2 separate regions of the Homo sapiens genome follow, and region 2 is linked to region 1. Evidence: read pairs that join two places in POLR2A ChIA-PET (ENCODE). Cell type or tissue: A673. All regions are shown on one strand. Links, peaks and the distances in the headings refer to the core of each region. The heading gives the core; the rest is flanking DNA.

Evidence for each region. Peaks named below come from ENCODE experiments on the same cell type or tissue, not always from the same donor. Only the 100,000 strongest peaks of a DNase experiment are listed, where the experiment ranks them.
Region 2: POLR2A ChIA-PET joins it to region 1 with 7 read pairs; 2 of 35 experiments call an interaction of 5 or more read pairs at or near these places.

What each region holds. Positions count from the first base shown.
Region 1 is chr6:15,101,260-15,107,519 of GRCh38, reverse strand. It overlaps the pseudogene RPL6P17. Among named protein-coding and RNA genes, the nearest start is that of JARID2-DT, 140 kb to the left of the region's middle. RefSeq lists a silencer at 2,651-2,853. In A673, for the core only: no CTCF peak of the experiment used is centred there; no DNase peak of the experiment used is centred there; H3K27ac peaks cover 422 bases.
Region 2 is chr6:14,794,068-14,800,327 of GRCh38, reverse strand. No RefSeq gene overlaps it. Among named protein-coding and RNA genes, the nearest start is that of JARID2-DT, 450 kb to the left of the region's middle. In A673, for the core only: no CTCF peak of the experiment used is centred there; DNase peaks (open chromatin) are centred at 1,187, 2,027 and 2,677; H3K27ac peaks cover 2,939 bases.

The DNA of each region.
Region 1 (6,260 bases), core at 963-4,962:
GTCTGGACTTTTCCTCCACCTCCTCTCCCCAGTTCCCCACCCCAACTCCTCCCTGCTTTAGTACTAAACAGGAGTCAGAGGAGAGGCCAGCAAAACTCATGTTCTGGCTTCTGGCTGTCACAGTTCTCCCCATGAAGCTAAAGGCACATGACCAAGTCTTCATCACTGTGGCCTTGGGTTCAAGGGAGCCCCTGTGACCCTCCCCGGCCTCTCTCCACCCCAGGGCTCTCTGGGCATTCCCCTAGTCATCCACGCCTTTTCTTTTTAGGGTGTAACTGTATCCACGATGCAGCTGATTTTAATCTCTATGGGTTTCTGCATCATGGAGCTGAGGAAGACAGCGTAACCGCCTCAGAAAAAAGTCTGTCCTCGGATAACTTATCTGACAGAGAAGCGATTACCACCTGCTTGATTTCTCAGGCAATTTTAATTCACTGCTGCTTGGCGATAGGGATTCGAAAGAGAGAGAGAGGGAGAGTGAGAATCCTTCACTCTATTGAGTTACTCCATAAGCTGTTTCCACAGCTCCAAGATATACTGTGTGCCCGGCCTGTATCTGTTTTATTCATCCAGATTTAAAAAATAGATGTGATGGATTTATGTGTGTGCCCTGCTAATGTGTAAGCAGCTTTCACGGTAGTTTTAGCTCTTGTCCTTGAAGGACTGGCATGGCCCCTGGAGTTGCTCCTCTCCTGTGATAGAAACAGGAAAATGAGAAAGACTCTGCTTCTGTCTGGCGGTTTTGACAAACCTGGTCAAATTCCCATTCCCAGAGGTGCCTTGTGCCCATTAGGAAGCTGATTGCTTACGGGAGAGCCTTTGAATTCCAACAGAGACAAGATCAAGGCCTAATGTGCCACATGTACGTGGGTCTCCCTTTCCTTGACCAACAGATTTTGACAGAATGGCTTGTCAACAAATAGGCCTGGGGTAAGAAGATAAAGAGTTGTCATTTAGAAATAAACACTATCATTTCTCTTCACAATTCGTAACTGCTTTTTCAACTTTTTCCTTCCATCCTCCCTCCTCCTCCTGAATCCCTACATTTTGCATGCCACCAAAATGCTCGTACAGCCTCATCTGGAAGCCTCACTCACTGGTTCTTGCTCCTGGTGGGAGCCTGTGGCTTTTTACCTTCCAAAACATCTCCCTCCTGCTTTTAAAAAAAAGTCTGGTTGGGTGTGGTGGCTCACACCTGTAATCCCAGCACTTTGGGAGGCTGAGATGGGAGGATCACTTGAAGTCAGGAGTTCAAGACCAGCCTGGCAAATATGGTGAAACTCTGTCTCTACTAAAAATACAAAAATTAGCTGGGTGTAGTGGCAGGTGCCTGAGTCCCAGCCACTTGGAAGGCTGAGGCAGGAGAATCACTTGAATCTGGGAGGTGGAGGTTGCAGTAAGCCTAGATCACACCACTGCACTCCAGCCTGGGTGACAGAGCGAGACTCCATCTCGAAAAAAAAAAAAAATTCCTAAGCACATCTGAGGCAAATCAAATGATGCGTATCTCTAAAATGGGCAAGAGTTACCTTTAATTCCTCCCTGTTTTTGCTTGATGGGTTATGTTCACCATTCCTTGTATATTTGGTAATTTTTAATTTAAATCATTTATATTTAATACAATTTTATGAAGTCTTCACTTGGCTCTTCATCTTTCAGGTCTCAGTGTGGTTCCTATATGCTCTTGTATTATTCTGTACTCCTCCAATTAGAGTACTTACCACTTTGTGCTGTTATTGACTGTTTTCCTATCTATATCCTCCATATGATTACAAGCTTCACAAGGGCAGGGGTGCGCCTATCTTGTTCATCATTGCATGCCATTCTCTCGCATTAGGCTTGGTGCAAAAAAGATGCTCAGTAAATATTTGTTGAATGAATGCATGAAGGAATGTGTAGTTTGCTATGTATATGATACTGTGCCAAGTTACTGCAAGACTGACTCTGGGCCAGGCACGGTGGCTCATGCCTGTAATCCCAGCACTTTGGGAGGCCAAGGTGGGTGGATCAAGAGGTCAGGAGTTTAAGACCAGCCTGGCCAACACGGTGAAATCCCGTCTCTACTAAAGATACAAAAAAAAAAAGAAAAAATTTAGCAGGGCATGGTGGCATGCACCTGTAATCCCAGCTACTTGGGAGGCTGGGGCAGGAGAATCACTTGAACCTGGGAGGCAGAGATTGCAGTGAGCCGAGATCATGTCATTGCACTCTAGCCTGGGCAACAGGGCAAGCCTCTGTCTCAAAAAAATAAAATAAAGACTGACTCTGATCTTTAAAAAGTTAGAATGTGGTAGGGTCAATGAGACCCAGAAACACAAATCCTGGAAGTAAATCGCAGAGTGTACTGATTAATATTAGGTGTATTATATTAATATTGGATTGAGGGATGCCTAGATGGCTGGTTCCTGGGTGTGCCTGTGAAGGTGTTGCCAGAGGAGATTGACATTTAAGTTAGGGGATTGGGAGAGGAAGACCCACCCTCAATGTTGTGGACGGGGCACCATCCAATGGGCTGCCAGCGCAGCTAGAACAAAGCAGGCAGAAGGGGGATTAGCTTGCTTGTTGATTCTTCCAGCTCTTTCTCTCTTCCAGTGCCGGACACTTGCTTCTGCTCCTCCTAACCTTGTACATCAGACTCCAGGCTCCTTGGCATTGGACTCAGACTCTGAGAGCCTCCTGAGGGCTCTCAGGCTTTCACTGAGAGCTGCACTGATGACTTTTCTGGTTTTGAGGCTTTTGGACTTGGACTGAGCCACGCTACCAGCCTCTCTCTCCCACCAGCTTGCAGATGGCCTATTGTGGGGACTTTGCCTTATAATCACGTGAGCCAATTCTCCCTAATATAAGCTCCCTTATATATACCTCCTATTGGTTCTGTCTCTCTGGAGAACCCTGACTAATACACAAAGTGAGAGAATTGTCATATGAGATAATACAACAAATTATTCTGATGGTGGTGGTGAAGAGGAAGGAGGGGATTTGGACAAATTCTTTGGAAGAGGCTGAGTTTAGATTTGGCCTTGAGAGGATGGGTGGGGTCTTGATAGATCAAGATGGAGCAGAGTGGAGGCTTGGGAGAGAAAGACAATGTGGTGGTCATTTACTGTTTTGGGACACCCAGATCCATTCACCCTACTTTTAGTAAGAGCTCTTGATTTGTTTTGGAAGCCCACCGCAATGCTCACCTTGGGTCCAAAGGACCTGAAATGAGGACTTAGATGTGGCCGGGGATCAGGGCTTGCCTATGGGACTCAGGACTAAATATTAAAGAAGAGTTGGACAGATATTTCACAAAAGAAGGCGTAACAATGGGAAATAAGTACATAAAAATATGCTGGATTGATTATAGACTGGAAGCCAGGACCTTAGCTCTCTCTCCCATCTTGCAAGAAAAAGATGAGAAGCCCGATACCAAGGAGGTGAAACCTGAAGGCAAGAAGGTTGATGCAGGTGGCAAGGTGGAAAAGGGTAACCTGACTCAAGGCTGAAAAAAACCAACAAGGGGAAGCCCCACTGCAGACAAAATCCTGTCCTCTTCAGAGGAATTGGCAGGTATTCCCAATCTGCTGTGCATTCCAGAAAGACCATGTACAAGAGGAAGTACTCAACTGCTCAATCCAGGGTTGAAAAGCAAGAGGACTGTTCTTGTCACTGTTAATAAACCAGTTGCTGGTGACAAGCATGATGGTACCTGCGTGGTTAAAATTTGCAAATTGCCTAGGTACTGTCCTCTTGATGATAAGCCTGGGGAGCTGTTGAACCAGGGCAGAAGCCCTACCAGCCAGCACGTGAGAAAACGGGGCCAGCCTCTCTCCCAGGACCACTCTGCTCATCCTCACTGGGCACTGCAGAGGCAAGACAGTGGTTTTCCCGAAGCGACTGGGCACTGGCTTGTTACTTTTTACTGAACCTCTGATTCTCAATTGAGTTCCTCTGGGAAGAGCACACCAGAAATTTGTTGTTTCCACCTCCTCAAAAATTGATATCAGCAATGTGAAAATCCCAAAATAGCTCACTGATGCTTACTTCAAGAAGAGGCAGCTGTGGAAGCCCAGACACCAGGAAGGTGCGATCTTCAACACAGAAAAAGAGAAATGTGAGATTACAGAGCAGAGCAAGCCCTGGTCCCCGGCCACCTCCAAGAAAGCTGTGGACTCAAAAATTTTGGCCAGGCATGGTGGCTGACACCTGTAATTCCAGCACTTTGGGAGGCCAAGGGCAGGAGTTCAAGACCAGCCTGGCCAACATAGAGAAACCTCGTCTCTACTAAAAAAAAAAAATATATATATATATATATATATATATGTCAGCCAGGTGTGGTGGCAGGTGCCTGTAGTCCCAACTCCTTGGGAGGCTGAGGCATGAGAATCTCTTGAACCTGGGAGGTGGAGGTTGCAGTGAGCCAAGATTGTGCTACTACACTCCAGCTGGGGTGACAGAAGGAAACTCTGTCTCAAAAAAAAAAAAAAAAAAAAAAAGCTATTCTTCAGCTCCAGGGCTACCTGTGATCCAAGTTTGTCCTGGAGAATGGAGTTTATCTTTTAAAATTGGTGTTTCAAGTTTCTTACAACTAGATGCAGTAGCTCACACCTGTAATCCCAGCACTTTTGGAGGCTGAGGCAGGTAGATTGCTTGAACCCAGGAGTTCAAGACCAGCCTGGGCAATATTGCGAGACCTCACCTCTAAAAAAAATACCAAAAAAAAAAAAAAAATTGGAAGGGCACAGTGGCTCACACCTGTAATCCCAGTATTTCGGTAGGCCAAGGCGGGTGGATCACGAGGTCAGGAGTTCGAGATCAGCCTGGCCAACATAGTGAAACCCCCGTCTCTACTAAAAATACAAAAATTAGCCAGGCATGTTGGCGTGCACCTGTAGTCTCAGCTACTTGGGAGGCTGAGGCAGAAGAATCGCTTAAACCCAGGAGGTGGAGGTTGTGGTGAGCCGAGATCACACCACTGCACTCCAGCTTGGGTGACAAAGCGAGACTTTGTCTCAAAAAAAAAAATTAGCCAGGGTAGTAGCACATGCCTGTAGACCCAGCTGCTTGGGAGGCTGAGATGGAAGAATCACATGAGCCTGGGGAAGTTGAGGCTGCAGTGAGCTGTGATTGCGCCAGAGCACTGTAGACTGGATGAAGAAAAGCCCTAAAAAACAAAAATGAGTTTCTTGGAATGAAACTAATTAAAGAACAAACACATTTTATTTTTTATTATTATGATTTTTGAGACAGAGTCTCACTCTGTTGCCCAGAATGGAATGCAGTGGCATGATCTCGGCTTACTGCAACCTGTGCCTCCCGGGTTCAAGTGATTCTCCTGCCTCAGCCTCCCGAGTAGCTGGGATTACAGGCGCATGCCACCAGGCCCAGCTAATTATTTTATTTTTAGTAGAGACAGGGTCTCACCGTGTTGGCCAGGCTGGTCTTGAACTTCTGACCTCAAATGATCCACCTGCCTTGGCCTCCCAAAGTGTTGGGATTACAGGTGTGATCCACTGAGCTCAGAGAACAAATAAAGAAAGGAAGGAAGGAAGGAAGGAAGGAAGGAAGGAAGGAAGGAAGGAAAGAAAGAAAGAAAGAAAGAAAGAAAGAAAGAAAGAAAGAAAGAAAGAAAGACAGGAAGGAAGGAGAGAAAGCAAGCAAGCCGCACGCGGTGGCTCACGCTCTTTGAGAGTCCGAGGCAGGTAGATCATCTGAGGTCAGGATTTCAAGACCAGCCTGGCCAACATGGTGAAACCCCGTCTCTACTTTTAAGTACAAAAGTACTTTTAAATACAAAAATTAGCTGGGTGTGGTGGCGGGCGCCTGTAATCCCAGCTAGTCAGGAGGCTGAGTCAGGGAGAGTTGCTTGAACCCAAAGGTGGAGCTTGCAGTGAGCCGAGAACGTGCCACTGCACTCCAGCCTAGGTGACAGAGCGAGATTCCATCTCAAAAAAAAAAAAAAAGAAAAAAGAAAATATGCATATTGAGGAAATGCAAATTAAAATGAATGAGGTAGCCTGGACAACATGGCAAAAACCCCTCTCTACAAAAAAAAAAAAAAAAATACAAAAATTAGCCAGGCATAGTGGCGTGCACCTATAGTCCCAGCTATTCAGGAGACTGAGGCAGGAGAATTGCTTGAGCCTGGGAGGTTTAGGTTGCAGTGCGCTGAGATTGCGCCATTGTACTCGAGCCCACGTGATAGAGAGAGATCTTGTTTCAAAAAAAAAAAAAAACGAGGTGCTGTCATACCCCCACTAGAACAGCAAAAATTTCAA
Region 2 (6,260 bases), core at 1,032-5,031, 310 kb after region 1:
TATTAAAAAAAGAAAGATCTTGAATTATAGTGATGTAAATAGGATTGAAGTTTCCTTTTCTCTTATGTAACAGTGTGCAGAGGTCAGCAGGCTGGGGCTGGGTCCAAGGAAGCAGCTACAGCTGCAGCCAGCAGGAAGGAGGAAAAAAGCCAGAACCATGGGTTTGTGTTGTTTCCCAGGGCTGTGACCTAGAAGTGGTATTTATCCTTCTGCTCACATCTCATTGGCTATAACTTGATCACATGGCCACACCAAGCTGCAAGGGAGCCTGGGAAATGTAGTCTTCATCTGAAGGGCTGTGCCCAAGTACAATGTGGGAGTTCCATTGTTAGAGATGGGGAGAATGGGTATTACAGCCTCTGATATAGTTCCTAAAGTAAAATTCCCTAAGAGCCTCCCCTTAATCTGAATCAGTTGCAAAATAAATCTTGAGTAGAGCCAGCTTTTCTGTTTTACTCTCTGTGGGTGTAGTAGTTTTGTTTACTTTGACAAGACAGCTCTCATTGACAATTTCTGTGATTTCATGAAAAAGTGGAGTTTTTTATTTTTATGAGACAAACATTTATATTTCATTTTTACATAAAAGATACTCCTTCTCCATAAAGCCAATAGAGGCAGAAAAAGTACACTCGTTAATAAATTCTTAGATTTCCCAGAAAGGTAGATACCATAGTATAGGGATTAAGACAGCAATCCAGGAGGAGGAGGTAGTGGGAGGAAAATCTAGAACTGTCCAAAGGATCAGACGTCTATGGTTTGGGGTACCACCTCGACCATTTATTAGCTGTGTGATCATGATCACTTTACTTAACTGCTCTGAACCTCAGTTTTCTCTTCTGTAAAATATGGATGATAATATGCACCTCATTACAGAATTGATCCTGAGAATAAAAGAGGTGTTACAGGTAAAGCACTTTGGGCTGGGTCTAGTTTGTAAAAGTTGCTTAGTGAAGCCAACTTCCTTCCTCCCTCCCTCCCTCTCTTCCTTCCTTCCTTCCCTTCTTTCCTCCCTCCCTCCCTTCCTTCCTGTCTTCCTGCCTTCCTGCCTTCCTTCCCTCCCTCCTTCCTAAGAACAAGGGCTTAGCATTGTTCTTGTGAGGTCATTGTTCTTGTAATGTTAAAAAAGGGAGTAGCATTGTCCTTGTAATGCTAATGTCCTCCCTCCTTCCTTCCTTCCTTCCTTCCTTCCCTCACTCCCCAATTCCTAAAAAAAGGGATTAGCATAGTCCTTGTAAGTAAGTGGAAGAACCTCTGAAGGCATTCCCTGTGGTTACCCATCAATACTCACAGCCTGGGAGCAGTCCTTCAGAAGTAGCTAAAAAACCCCCAAATTTTAGCTCTGATCTAAACACAGGGCAGTAACCAAACCAGCCAGAGGAGCTGGGGACAAAGCTGAGGCAACTAACAGCACAGGAGAAATTCCCTTCTCTCTGCACTGAATACATCTTTAAGTGGTACTGACCCTGCGAACTGGGGAGTCAGGAGCTGAGGGCAAGCAACAGGTGTCTGCGGAGCTGGAGAACATGATACCCCTAGCCCTTTAGAAGCTGTGTGAGGAGGCTGAGAATGTTGGGGAGGGGGCCCATTATAAACTGGAAACAGAACCCACCTGACGAAGGTTTGGGATATGAGAGAAAACATGGCTTCTGCAGGAAACAGGCTGGATATTCTGGGCTGACCCATCCATTTGTTTGTGGAGCACGAGCAAAGCCAAGGCTAGAAAGATGAGCCACACTTGGGCTCCATGGTGCAGCTAATGGGCTGGACAGAAAGGCTGGACTCCCAGTGAGGCTGGAAGACCTCCCTCAGGGATGCAGGTCCAAGGCTGTTTGGGCTCCTGGGGCCAAGGGAGGAAACCTGGAGGAATTTAGACACAGTGGGAAAGGGTGCATTTTTTTCTATGATGAAGACATTCCCTCCTAGGCAGACACTCTTGTTTGTAATGTAGGAGGAGAGTCTTGCTTCTAGGCTGGATGTGCTGACTCTACAGGGGGAGGGAGGTGGGGAAGCAAGACATTGTGATAAGAAGATTTAAAAGCTTACCAACTTGAACCTACTTATCCCTGCTCTGTTTTCCTGGAGGCAGCCTTAGAAAAATAAGCCCTGTCCCTCCCTTCCTCCCTCCCCCAACCCTTCCCTCCCTTTTTCCCCTCTCCCTCTCTCCTGCCCTCCCTCCCCTCCTTTTTTCCTCCCTTCCTCCTCTCCTTCCTTCCTTTCTTCCTTCCTTCCATCCATACCCTCTCTTCCTTTTTTTCCCTAGCCTTTGTCTCTCTATGCTTCTCTTCTTTCCTTCCCTTCTAACACACATTCATTTAATCCTGATTATTTGCCAGATACTGTCTTAAGAGTTGGGAAAAACAACCAGTGAAGAAAGATTAAAATTCTAATTGAGGAGACAAACAATTAACATCAATTGCTGCCCAAACATCTTTATCTTTGTTCTCTCCAGGTCAAGTCTATACCTGGCCTTTTCCCCTAGGCCCATAACATGCAGCCCTAAATTGCATTCACTTGGTAGTCAGTGAGGGGGTGATTTGTTCTTTTGCAAGGAAGTTTCAGGGAATAGACTGTGGCTGCTGAACACTGTTTTACAAATCACCTGCACCCTATAGATGTTGACAGTGTAGAACTCTACCCAGAATTTGAAGTCTCCTCCCCTGGGGGCATATGAGAGACTGAGATGAGATGAGATGATGAAATCTCCTGAAATACACAGGCAAGCCATGGGAGAGCCAAAAGATTTCTGCCCCAGAGAACTGGAGTAATTTTGGTTGGTTTTTGGGAAAACATTCTAAGATGGGCACAGCATTGTGCAAGGTCTCAAAGCTCAGCTGCCAAATAATGGTGTTCAGTACTTAATCCTGTTGATTTGTATGATAATGTTTTACCCATTTTCAAGATCAGTCCATACACAATTATGGCAATGTAAAGTTATTCTTTTTTTTTTTTTTTTTGATTTAAGATTCCCCAATATATGTTGTAAATAGAATTGGCATGGCTGAGATTTATTTTTGGTATCATGAAAGAAGCTTTTAGATTTCAATTTAGAAAACTGGGACAGGAACACCATTTCTGGCCATTTTTGGCCACACTTGTTAATTTACAAAATGAGGATAAGAGAGGCCAATTTAGAGAAGTTGTGGGGATTAAATATGATAAATGGAAAGATACACGGTCAACTCTCAAGCATTGTAGAGATGTTAGATTGTATTATGACTGTGACTGTTATTCCTCAAGTGTCAGCTTACTTTTAAACAGCTTTGAATGGCCTGGTATCAACTTGGGCATTTTGAAGATCAACTATTCAGGGTATGAAACTAAAAAATAATTGCGATGGTTGGACAGGGACTATGAAAATCTGTTCCCATGCTCCTTTCGATATAACAGTTCTCTAAAACATTTGGAATTGTCTTTAGAGATGTCGTCATGGTTCATTTTCTTTCCCAAGGCATAAGACTTAGGCAATTGTTTTGGGATTAAAGTACATTTTATAATTGGGAAGAACAATCTCTGCCCAGTGATGGTGAAAATGCCAGGGGGAATTTTTGGACAATTGTACCCGTTTATGACTTCTTCTTTCTCCCTTGAAGAGAGGCTAACTTGTGGAAATCTTCTATCTAGATGGCAAGGTTATAACATTGGTTAACATGTTACCAAAGTTAACTTGCTTGGAGGAGCTGCCAAGGGCATTATTAGGTTATCTACCAGGATGCCAAAAATATTTCCAAGATGGAAGGAGATCCATGTTGACTATCAAGGGCCTTTGCTTTAGACAGCTTTTACCGCTGACACCCAGAGCTGGTGATATGGAGCAAAACGAGTCTGAAAGCCAGGCATGTGTTTCCGGACAAACATGGCCTGGACAAACAGCTCCTCTCTTCTCTCTGTCAGTTTCTTCCTCTGTCAAATGGAAAGTCCATTGCTAGATTTCTACCTCACAAGGTTGGTCTGCGAAGATGTGAAGACCCTGCCAGAGGAGTGTCTCAATACAGAGTACTCTTCTGTGGGCTAAAAGAGCTGTGTTTCAAACACTGGAATACATAAAGCATAACTCCTTTGCAGCCCACACCTTCTAGGAAGTAATATGGACTGAAAACCAGTGATCCATATCCTGCCAGGTAGAAAGCTGTGCTTTGGGAGCTGGAAGAGAACTCTTCCTGCCACTATGGTACCATTTATTATTTTATAGAATACTCAGTTGGTTTGCAAAGAGCAGACCCATTAAGTAAAATAAAACAAAATTAGCTCTGTGATCTTATAAATTGGTCTGTTCTGATGACAACAGACAATGATAGAAAGAAATTGTTACTTGCTATAGATGTTCTAGTTATTGTAAACATAGGACTGTGGTTTTCATGGGATGCTAAATGAAGGAATCGTTCTCCTTTTAGCATCTGGACGTCAATCCAGTCCTACTTCTGTTGAATGCCGCAGAGTACACTTTAAACCGTTGGGACCTTTAATACCCACTGACAGACTGCCAATGAAGACCCGCTGTGTTCTGAATTGCAAAATGGGGGAGGGAGGGAAGAACACTAGCAACAGGATGGGATGTGAGGTCCGTTCCTGCTTGTGGCACAAGTCCAGTTGGTCAAACGTAGAGGTTGGAGGAATCTGGAGAGAGATACGGTGACAGGCTTAGTTCCTCAGGCAAGGACCAGGCTAGTCACAGTCCGGGTATTTAGTTTCTGACCTTCTTGGTGAGGCAAAACCATATGCTCCTGGTTCGGAGAAAACCAAACAATAATCTGAAAGCCAACCCCAGGAGGAACCAACTGAGAGTTGTGCAGAGGCCAGTGAGGGTGACCTCATTTCTCACTGCTCTGCTCTCTGCTCTTAGATGGCCAGCACCGGGTTCTGTTTTGTTCTGTCTCCCATCCTAGTTCAAGGACAAATACCCTCTGGCTCTGAGCTTACCCTGCTTATGGCTTGACACATGTGTGCCTATTTCTTTTTCTCTTCTTTCTTTTTTTTTTTTTTTTTTTTGAGACGGGGTCTCACTCACCTCAGCCTCCCTAGTAGCTGGGACCACAGGTATGGGCCACCACTCTTGGCTAATTTTTGTATTTTTTTGTAGAGACTTGATCTTGCCATGTTGCCCAGGCTGGTCTCAAACTCCTGGACTCAAGTGATCTGCCTGCCTCTGGCCTCCCAAAGTGCTGGAGTTACAGGTGTGAGCCATCACACCTGGCCCTACTTTTTGAAAAAGCAAAGTACTTGTGATAACACATCACTAAGGAGCAGGCGGACTATCAGCCCAAGGCTCCCAAAGCACATTTCCTACTGTCTTTTACCAATACATGCAGCTCATCTCCACTATCTCCATCCAGAGCAGGTATGTAGAAGGTCAAATCTTAAGGGGCTTTAGGGTTCATTTTATAGTCCACCCTCCTCGCTTTTAAAGATGAGACAAGGGAAGCCCAAGAATTAAAGTGATTTTCCAAGACCACAGGTGGTCAGCGGCCGAGCTGTCAGAAGAACCTCATTTCCCATGTCTTCCATGCGGACGTCCCTGTGGGCAAAGATCCTGGACACTGTGCGAGTGGTGCTCTGGGCTGTGCAGCGACTCCTGGCCTACTGCCTTTTCAGGGCTGTGCCCTTGGGATTGTGGCCTTTGTCTCCTTTGTCCTTTTTTAGGGTTATCCCTGGTATGGTTTTAATATGCCATTAGACCCTTGAACAGTGTGGGAGTTAGGAGCACTGACTCCCACCCCTATGGAGAGAAAAATCTGCATAGGAACTTTTTGTTTTTTTTTTAACAAGGGCTTGCTCTATCACCCAGGTTGGAGAGCAGTAGTGTGATCACAGCTCATTGCAACCTCGACCACCCCCCATGCCCCACCCGGCTCAGATGATTCTCTTGCCTCAGCCTCTCGAGTAGCTGGGACTACAGGTATGCACTACCACATTCGGCTAATTTTAAAAATACCTTTAGTGGAGATGAGGTTTCTGCCATGTTGCCCTGGCTGGTCTCTAACTCCTGAGCTCAAGTGGTCCTCTCGCCTCAGCCTCCCAATGTGCTAGGATTACAGGCATGAACCACTGCGCCCAGCCTGTGTGGAACTTTCAATTCCCCTGAAACTTAATTACTAACAGCCTACTGTTGACCAGAAGCCTCACCAACAACATAAACAGTCAATTAACACATACTTAGTATGTTATGTGTATTATATACTATATTCCTACAATAAAATAAACCAGAGCAAAGAAAATGTCATTAAGAAAATCATAAAGAAGAGAAACTATATTTACTATTCATG